Regions from separate parts of the Homo sapiens genome. Here all the other regions are linked to region 2. Evidence: chromatin loops called from intact Hi-C (ENCODE). Cell type or tissue: IMR-90. All regions are shown on one strand. Region 1 overlaps R3HCC1L (R3H domain and coiled-coil containing 1 like). Region 2 has its middle 42 kb from the start of LOXL4. Region 3 holds the start of MIR1287 (microRNA 1287).

The links. A loop is a pair of places that touch in the nucleus more often than their neighbours do. Peaks named below come from ENCODE experiments on the same cell type or tissue, not always from the same donor. Only the 100,000 strongest peaks of a DNase experiment are listed, where the experiment ranks them.
Region 1: it touches region 2 in a loop (10-fold over the local background); 40 of 110 quality-filtered maps call a loop at or near these places.
Region 3: a loop joins it to region 2, with 6 times the contacts of the local background. A loop is called at or near these places in 3 of 110 quality-filtered maps.

What each region holds. Positions count from the first base shown.
Region 1 is chr10:98,242,060-98,244,559 of GRCh38, reverse strand. It overlaps R3HCC1L (R3H domain and coiled-coil containing 1 like), which reads right to left. Exons shown (of 10, transcript NM_001351015.2): 10 at 1-469. The coding sequence ends at 402. Among named protein-coding and RNA genes, the nearest start is that of LOXL4, 25 kb to the left of the region's middle. In IMR-90, a CTCF peak has its summit at 1,545 (motif pointing left); no DNase peak of the experiment used is centred here.
Region 2 is chr10:98,308,507-98,311,006 of GRCh38, reverse strand. No RefSeq gene overlaps it. Among named protein-coding and RNA genes, the nearest start is that of LOXL4, 42 kb to the right of the region's middle. In IMR-90, a CTCF peak has its summit at 1,245 (motif pointing right); a DNase peak (open chromatin) is centred at 1,326; H3K4me3 peaks cover 159 bases; H3K27ac peaks cover 532 bases.
Region 3 is chr10:98,393,574-98,396,073 of GRCh38, reverse strand. It overlaps PYROXD2 (pyridine nucleotide-disulphide oxidoreductase domain 2), which reads left to right. Exons shown (of 16, transcript NM_032709.3): 7 at 622-683; 8 at 781-878. It overlaps MIR1287 (microRNA 1287), which reads left to right and starts at 767; the gene lies at 767-856. In IMR-90, a CTCF peak has its summit at 1,426; a DNase peak (open chromatin) is centred at 1,493.

The DNA.
Region 1 (2,500 bases), 66 kb after region 2:
ATACTAAGGAATGGTCTGCCTCTGCAGGGCCTAAATCTCCCATACTTGCGGTTTGAATCCTCTGTTCTGTTTTGTATTTGCTTTAAATATCTTGGAAGTGTGACCCACGCTAACATGACTTGCCCTGTCCAGGCAACTCTTGGAATTCACATCTCCCACGTTTCTTCCTAGCTGATGGCTCCCTACTACGCCCACCACAGTAGGGTGATTCCAAAGAACTGCATTTAGGAGTGAAGACAGGAGTCTGTCTTCCTTCTATACCCAGTCAGTCCTTGTCTCGATCACTTTATCTCTTTAACATGCACATCTGCATGTACATAGAGCTCTGGAAGGATCATCTTATCTGAAGGCTATGGAAACATTTTCTGATTCATGGAATTATCCCTTTCATTGAGTGATGTTCAAACTGTAGACTGGTCTCTGCCTTCCCAGATGTCTTCCCGTTGCTTGGCTTCCAACCGCTTTCTCTCTGTAAATAAGAGCAGTATTAACCACAGTTGTCTACTTCATATAACCAATGACTTTCCCTTAATCCAAATTACAAGGCAAACTTTAGTCATGAGACAAGTGGATATCCTGGTCTCTCTTACCTGATAACAAGAGTTAATTCCTTTAATTTCCTAAGTGCTTTGTAAGTGAAAATGATACTACTGTAAGTCATTACATTTACTACTATATAATAAAAAATATCTGAGGCTAATAGAAGTATATGGAATAAGTCAGAATCTAGTAGGGACTCAGATTCTAGTCTTGCTAATACATATTTAAATTCTACTTTTCAACTATGTTTAGTGCTTCAACACAATTGCCCATTATTCTCAGCTTACTGATCTTTACAAATATTTCAATAAGTATCAAGGATATGTATTGATATTCTTCTATTTTGTTGCTTAAATGGAAATGGTAGCCCCTGGGCTTTACTCATATCTCCTCTCTAAAACTTTATTGAAAAAATATTTCAGAGGCAAACCACATTTCAATATTTTCAGAGCACTTCCAGGAGCCAGAAATCTTCTGGAATATACAATTACAATATGGAAAACTAAAACTATTTCTAAAAACAAAAAATATACAAATCTGGATAATTCATCTTCAATTTTTAATATAGAAGCTTGGTTCTCCATAACACTTTCACCAAGGTCTGAGAAAATATGGACCATACAACAGTCTGGTGACCCAAGCGCTCCTTTAGGTGCCACAATACCAGTTCCAATTGCATGGCTAGTCATTTATCTTGACACCATAAAATGGGGATAAGCCTACATCATAGATGGTAAGCCTAAATGCTTCCTTCTTACTGTTCCAAATTGATAATGCCTGTATAAGGTTTAGCAAGTCATGAACCAGGGAGATTACAGAAATCGAGATGAATTCAGAATAAACACTTGCTATTCTGATATATCTTTCCTCATCAGCAGAATCCCTTACAACATTCCTATACTGTATTTGACTGTACTTTAAGGGCAAAGAAGTTAGTTATGAAGCTGACTGGCACTTGGAAATGTGAGAAAAAGAAATTCACTGCTATTTGGGCACCATCTTGTGGCATTATCTGAATATAGCAGCAAAGTTACAAGAGGCAAAAAACAGTGGTCTGCAAATTGCAAAATGAAGGCTGGTAGAGAATGCCCTGGAACTGAGGCAGGCCTTGAACTGCACTGGGGTTCTCTAGGAGACAGCACAAAGGATAACTGGTTTGTCTAATGGATTCCAGAATTTCTTAGGAAGGCAGCATGGTCTTGATTCTTACAAACATGGAGAAGTTAGGAGGAGATCTAAAGGCAATGGATGAAAGCAATCAAAATCTGGTTCTACATCCCAAGGAAAAATGAAGAAACCAGAAAAGTAAATTATTAGAACTCCAATTTTTCAATAAGGTGTGAAACTTAAATCTTTAAGAGTAATATGAGAAGAGATTCGAGAGCAGTAGAAAAATATAACAGGCCCATAACACACAATTCCAAAATCAAAACAATTCTGAAAACAAAGTTATTGCTTTCTTTAAAGCTTGGGGCCAAAATTAATCGATGGAGGCAAATCTAACTTGAAAGGATACGAAGCTATTTATAGTCTTTACATATCCCATTTAGTGTGAACAGTCACACACTCTGCTGCAGAAATATTAATGTGTCTGATTTTGGCGTTATAAGACAGATACCATATTACCTTTCTAAAATCTGGAAAGTTCAGAATTCTGAACCTTTTTTTTTGGAGATGGAGTCTCGCTCTGTCACCCAGGGTGGAGTGCAGTGGTGTGATCTTGGCTTACTGCAACCTCCGCCTCCCAGGTTCAAGCAATTCTCATGCCTCAGTCTCCTGAGTAGCTCTTGAGTAACAGGCACATGCCACCATGCCTGGCTAATTTTTTTGTATATGTAGTAGAGACAGAGTTTCGCCATGCTAGCCAGAATGGTCTTGAACTCCTGAGCTCAGGTAATCTGCCCACCTCGGCCTCCCAAAGTGCTGGGATGACAGGCGTGAGCCACTGTGCCCGGCCTGA
Region 2 (2,500 bases):
GGAGTCCTGTTCTAATAGAAGGGTCGAGGCAAACGCATTCTCCAGAGAAGGACAACGCCAGGCAGGGGAGAAAAAAAAATGCCAGCGAGACACTTTTAAAAGAGGGAAAGTCTGCATGTGCAAAACCATTCTTTGAAATGATGCATTTGGTTATGTGCATATTTGTTATGCATTTGGTTATGTGCATATTTGTTAATCTAGCTCCGTGATTTTTAAGTGTCTTAAACCACAGATTTTTTTTCCAAATAAAATCTTTCCTGAAACCCCCAGTGTGTTATAACAAGACAATGAAGCTGGGAGAAAGGTAAATGCAGAGTTCCTGGGGTGAAAGGAGAAGTTGGATGCCATCACCTGGACAGCCCCTAGACTCAGACTGACAGCCACCAGTCTGTATAATGATGAATCATGCAGCTGCTAAATTACTACCATAAGGATTATGGATCAGCAGGAAAAAAACATTGTACAGTGATGAAAAACCAAGAACAAAAGGCCAGGTGCACCATGGCTCCTACTGAGGAATAACAGGTGTGAGTAGTAGGCTTTGTGGCTGGTTTTCTTTTTTTTTCTGAGATGTGGTCTCGCTATTTTGCCCAGGCTGGTCTTGAACTCCTGGGCTCAAGCCATCCTCCCACCTCAGCCTCCCAAAGTACTGGGATTACAGGCGTGAGCCACCATGCCTGGCCTGCTTGGTGGTTGATTTTCACATTAAAAAATTGTATGTCACTGTTAATTGTGTCTCACAGGGAGGAGGGAGTGAGTACCTGTTCCCTGTTAGGGGGAGTGCTGGAGGCTGGAACCAGCATTTCAGATAAAGGGAGGCATCCAGCAGAGATCTGGGAACTGTCACGTCCTGAGGGCTAAATAGAGGCATAGAAGATGAGGAGGGAAATTGGGAGGAAAGAAACTGGGAGGGAACCAGAGCATAGAAGGGCACCCCATCACTCAGCGTCTTTTTGTGATTTCCAGGCAGCAGAGAGCTGTGTTTCTGAGCAGAGGAGTCACTCGTGGAGCTGCCTTTGTTCCTTGTTAGAAAGAGGTTCAAGGGTGGCCCCCAAGTGTGGTCCCTTGGCAAAGGAGCTCTCCCAGTTCCCCTCCCCCCAGGGCAGATTTGATTCTGTCTCTCTCATCCAGGAGCCACGGCCTGGGATGCCCTTGCCAGGGTCATTGCCAAGCCCAGTTTTCCCAGACTGGGCTCGCAGGCCCTGGAGGCCCTGGGAAGCCGCCTAGCAAAGGCTGGTTCAGGGGTGGCCATAAGAGGGCGGAAGAGGGCTGGGAACGGGCGGCCGCAGCTTACGCCTCCATCCCACTCCCTCTTCTTATCCAACCTTGTGTTTCAGATCAGGAAATTGAGAGCCAAACAACCCAAGGTCACATGGCAGATTTACAGAGAGCAGGGATTGGAGCTCAGCCTCCACACTCCGGGTCCGGGACTGCCGCCGTGCTCATCACCCTGCCTCCTTTTCCCTAACACCCTCCCATCTGCACACTCTGAGATGCTCCCTGAAAGCTGAGCTCCCCTCCCGACCATGTGAGAGACCCCACAGGCATGCGCTTGCTCACAATCCATTGCCAATGCCTGCTCCCAAGACTGCAGCTGCCAGTGAGATACGACTTGTGATTTAACGAGCTCAGTCCTTCCCGAGGCTTGATGGGTACTGTCTCACCACTCCCAGGATCTCTTGGCAGCAAAAACCCCTTTCCACACAGGGGCCCTGCTTTAAGCTGCATCCCCACAGACTGTCTTTTCGGGTGCCTCACCCTCACCTCCTGCTTAGACACGGCCACTCCCCAGCAAGGACTGTCAGAGCTGGGGGCCTCTGAGTAGCTCACCTACAGGTTTTCCAACTGAGCCTAGAGGAGATGCCGGGGCGCTGCAGGGAGGGTGAGGTGAGGTATCTGCAGGAGTTGGGGCAAAGAATGACCTTTGCTTCTGCTAGAGAAGCTTAGCTATCCATCTGTTTCATGTTACAGAGTTCCATGTATGCTTTCATTTGAACAAAGGATTCTCACTGTAAAAACATCTCCAAGCCCCTGAAATGAGCTCAAGCCCCCAGCAGGGCCTGCCTCCCCCTGCGCCGCCGGTCTTAACAGTCTATCAGCGAGACAGACCCATCCTCTCTCCCTTGTTGTCACCTTGTGGATATTTATAGCATTACCGTGTCCACCAGAGAGCGTAATGGGCTTTTTAGGCTAAACCAATTAAACTCTCCTCCCGTAAGTCATGTCTCCTGGATGGCTTCTCTGCCCTGCTCTGAGCTTGTTCTATCTTCATTATCTCGGCTCTTCATGGCAGGGGGAGGACACGGCCAGAGAGTTCACACACTGGTTCCTGGGGGATCTCTGCATCTCTTTCCGGCCCTGGCTGCATCTTGCCAACCACCACCTCTCATTCCTCGGGCTGTGTAGACATGATCCAGACCTGGGCAGTGCAGTCAACCCCCTTGTATACTGGGAAGCAGAATATACTCAAGAGGAGGTAGTCGGTCTTTCCCTCCTTTTT
Region 3 (2,500 bases), 85 kb before region 2:
TAGACACTGCCTCTCTCTCAGATAACCAGTCCAAGGAGCTCTGTGTGAAAAACAGGCAAAAAACATTTATTGAGCAACTACTATGTGTCAGACACTAAGCTAGGCCCAGGGGCTGTAAGGCTAGAGACCATGATTTCTACCCTGAAGGCCTTAAAGCCTAGTTTCTTTCTGAAATGGTCTGAATCAGGGTCATAGGAATGGATCAGCCATGCCAGCCTTCTCCCAGGATATGGGCCTTCCAGAGTTCGAAATAAGGGAATAAGGTACAAGTTTAAAATTTTCCAAAAATAATGCTAACTGCTTAAATGTATTAAGTACCCATGAACTTGCAAATGCTTTACCTAGCTCATTTAATCCTCACCGTAGCCCTTGGGGTGTAAAATAGGATTCCCATTTTACAGGTAAAGAAGCAGGTTCAGAGATGTTAAAAATGTGTCCCAGGCACTGCAGCTAGTGAGAGGTGTGGCCAGGACTCAAGCTGGATCTGTCCCTGCATTGGCTGTGCTATACCACCTCCTGGCAGGAAGTCTCAGCATCCTCCATGCTTTTATCCCCCAGGCCAGGTCGGAGGGTTTCCCTGTCACCTGTTTCAACTTCTGTTTTGTGGATCTTCTCTTGTAGGCCGCATCCTGGGAGCCCAGCTTCCCCGATATTATGAGGTCCTCACAGCTCCCATTACCAAGGTGAGTGGTTCCCCAGCCTCAGGCCCGACCAGGCAGTGAGAGGGCCCTCCTCCCATCCAGGCTCCTAAGCCCTTCTCTCTGCTGTTGTGCTGTCCAGGTGCTGGATCAGTGGTTCGAGTCTGAGCCTTTAAAAGCCACTCTAGCCACAGATGCAGTGATTGGAGCCATGACAAGTCCCCACACTCCGGGGAGTGGGTGAGTGAGGGGGGTGAGGTGGGACACAGGAGTGGGGCATGTTCCCCAACAGGAGTGAGGACAACAGTGGCAGTGGCAGCAACAACAGCTGCCACTTAACAGAGCTCACCCAGTGAGCCAGGAACCGAGCCAGGCACATCACACACGATCCACTTAACCCTCAGAGCAACATCTGAGAACTGCGGTTCAGAGAAGGGAGTGTCTTGCCCAAAGCCACTCAGCTGGTAAGTGGCAAGGCTGATTTCCAGCTTGAGGTGTCTGACTCCCCAAAATCTTCCTTTTTAGTGACTGTGCCCTACTGCTTCACTAAGAAAAGCCTCTCTCCCACCTCCCGCTTGATAGCTCAAAATTAATATCTTCTTTTCTCTCCTCTTCCCTTCCCTCTTCTACCTCTCCACTCCCGCAAACGCCCATTCTCCCTTCTCTCTCACTGTTCCTTCCCCTGGGCTCTGGTACACACTCACACAGACACCTCAGGATGGACAGGAAGCTGCCTTTTTCTTTATGAGTGAGGGTTTGTGCTGACAGCCCAATCCGAGAGGTGGCAGTCAGACACAGCAAAGCCTGCAGTGTGGTCTGACTTAATGAGCCCCCGCAGAAGCAGGAATGGAAGGCTGTGTGTGTGTGTGTGTGTGTGTGTGTGTGTGTGTGTTGGGATGGAGAATGCAGCCAAGGGTTGGGCCGTTTCCAGTGCACCAGAAGATACAGCTAGAAGCTAGAAGCTAGAAGGCGTCGACGTGGCTTTTCTCTCAAGGGATGAGCACACCCTCGGAAGTGGTTTTTCAACACATATTAAGCCGGCCCCAAATTCCCCCAGGGCGATGGAGATGGGGGCTTGGCAGCAGTTGCCACACATTGGCCAAGCTGTGATCTACCAGCCAATCTGGATCTTCCAGCTGGGGCCTCCTGCCCTTTTCTCTTCGGATCCCTGGGAGGCTTAACCAGTGCTCCGTTTGTGATCTTTAAGTAATCTGTTCCATCATTAATTCTTCCAACAAATATGGATGAGCGCTTGCCTGTGCTAGGTGCTGGGGATACGGTAGTGAGCGGAGCAGATGTCCTGATGGGTGAGAGACACAGAGCGAGTGATGATGATGAAGTGGCGTGAGTGTGATGCTAGGAGGAGCAGCCGGGACACAGCCTGGTCTAGGGTCAGAGAAGCCTCTACATGGAAGAGGTGTTTGATCTGAGACCCAAAGGACAAAGAGGAGTTAACAAAACATAAGATGAGGGAGGGAGGGGCTTCAGGCCGACAGAACAGCAGGGGAAATGCTGGGGTTGAGAGAACGTGTGATCCACCCAGGAAATCGAGAGGTTCTGTTAGTTAGGAGGATGGGATATGGATAGGGGGACAGGATGAGGGATGAGGCTGGAGTGCCTGCTAGAAGACTGGCCATTATCCTAAGAGCAGTGCCAAGCCGGGGAGGCTTGGAATGGTGATAAGTGAGTGGCAGGAGCAGAGCTGGGCTTTAAGATAGGGCTCCAGGATATATGTGGACAAGACCTGCAGGAGAGAAAGTGTGGGAGAGGGGGTCCAATGAGGGGCACTACTGCAGCAGCATAAGGAAGAGAAGAGAGGCTGAGAGGTGGGATGACCTTGAAAGCCCTTTGGAGGCTGAGTT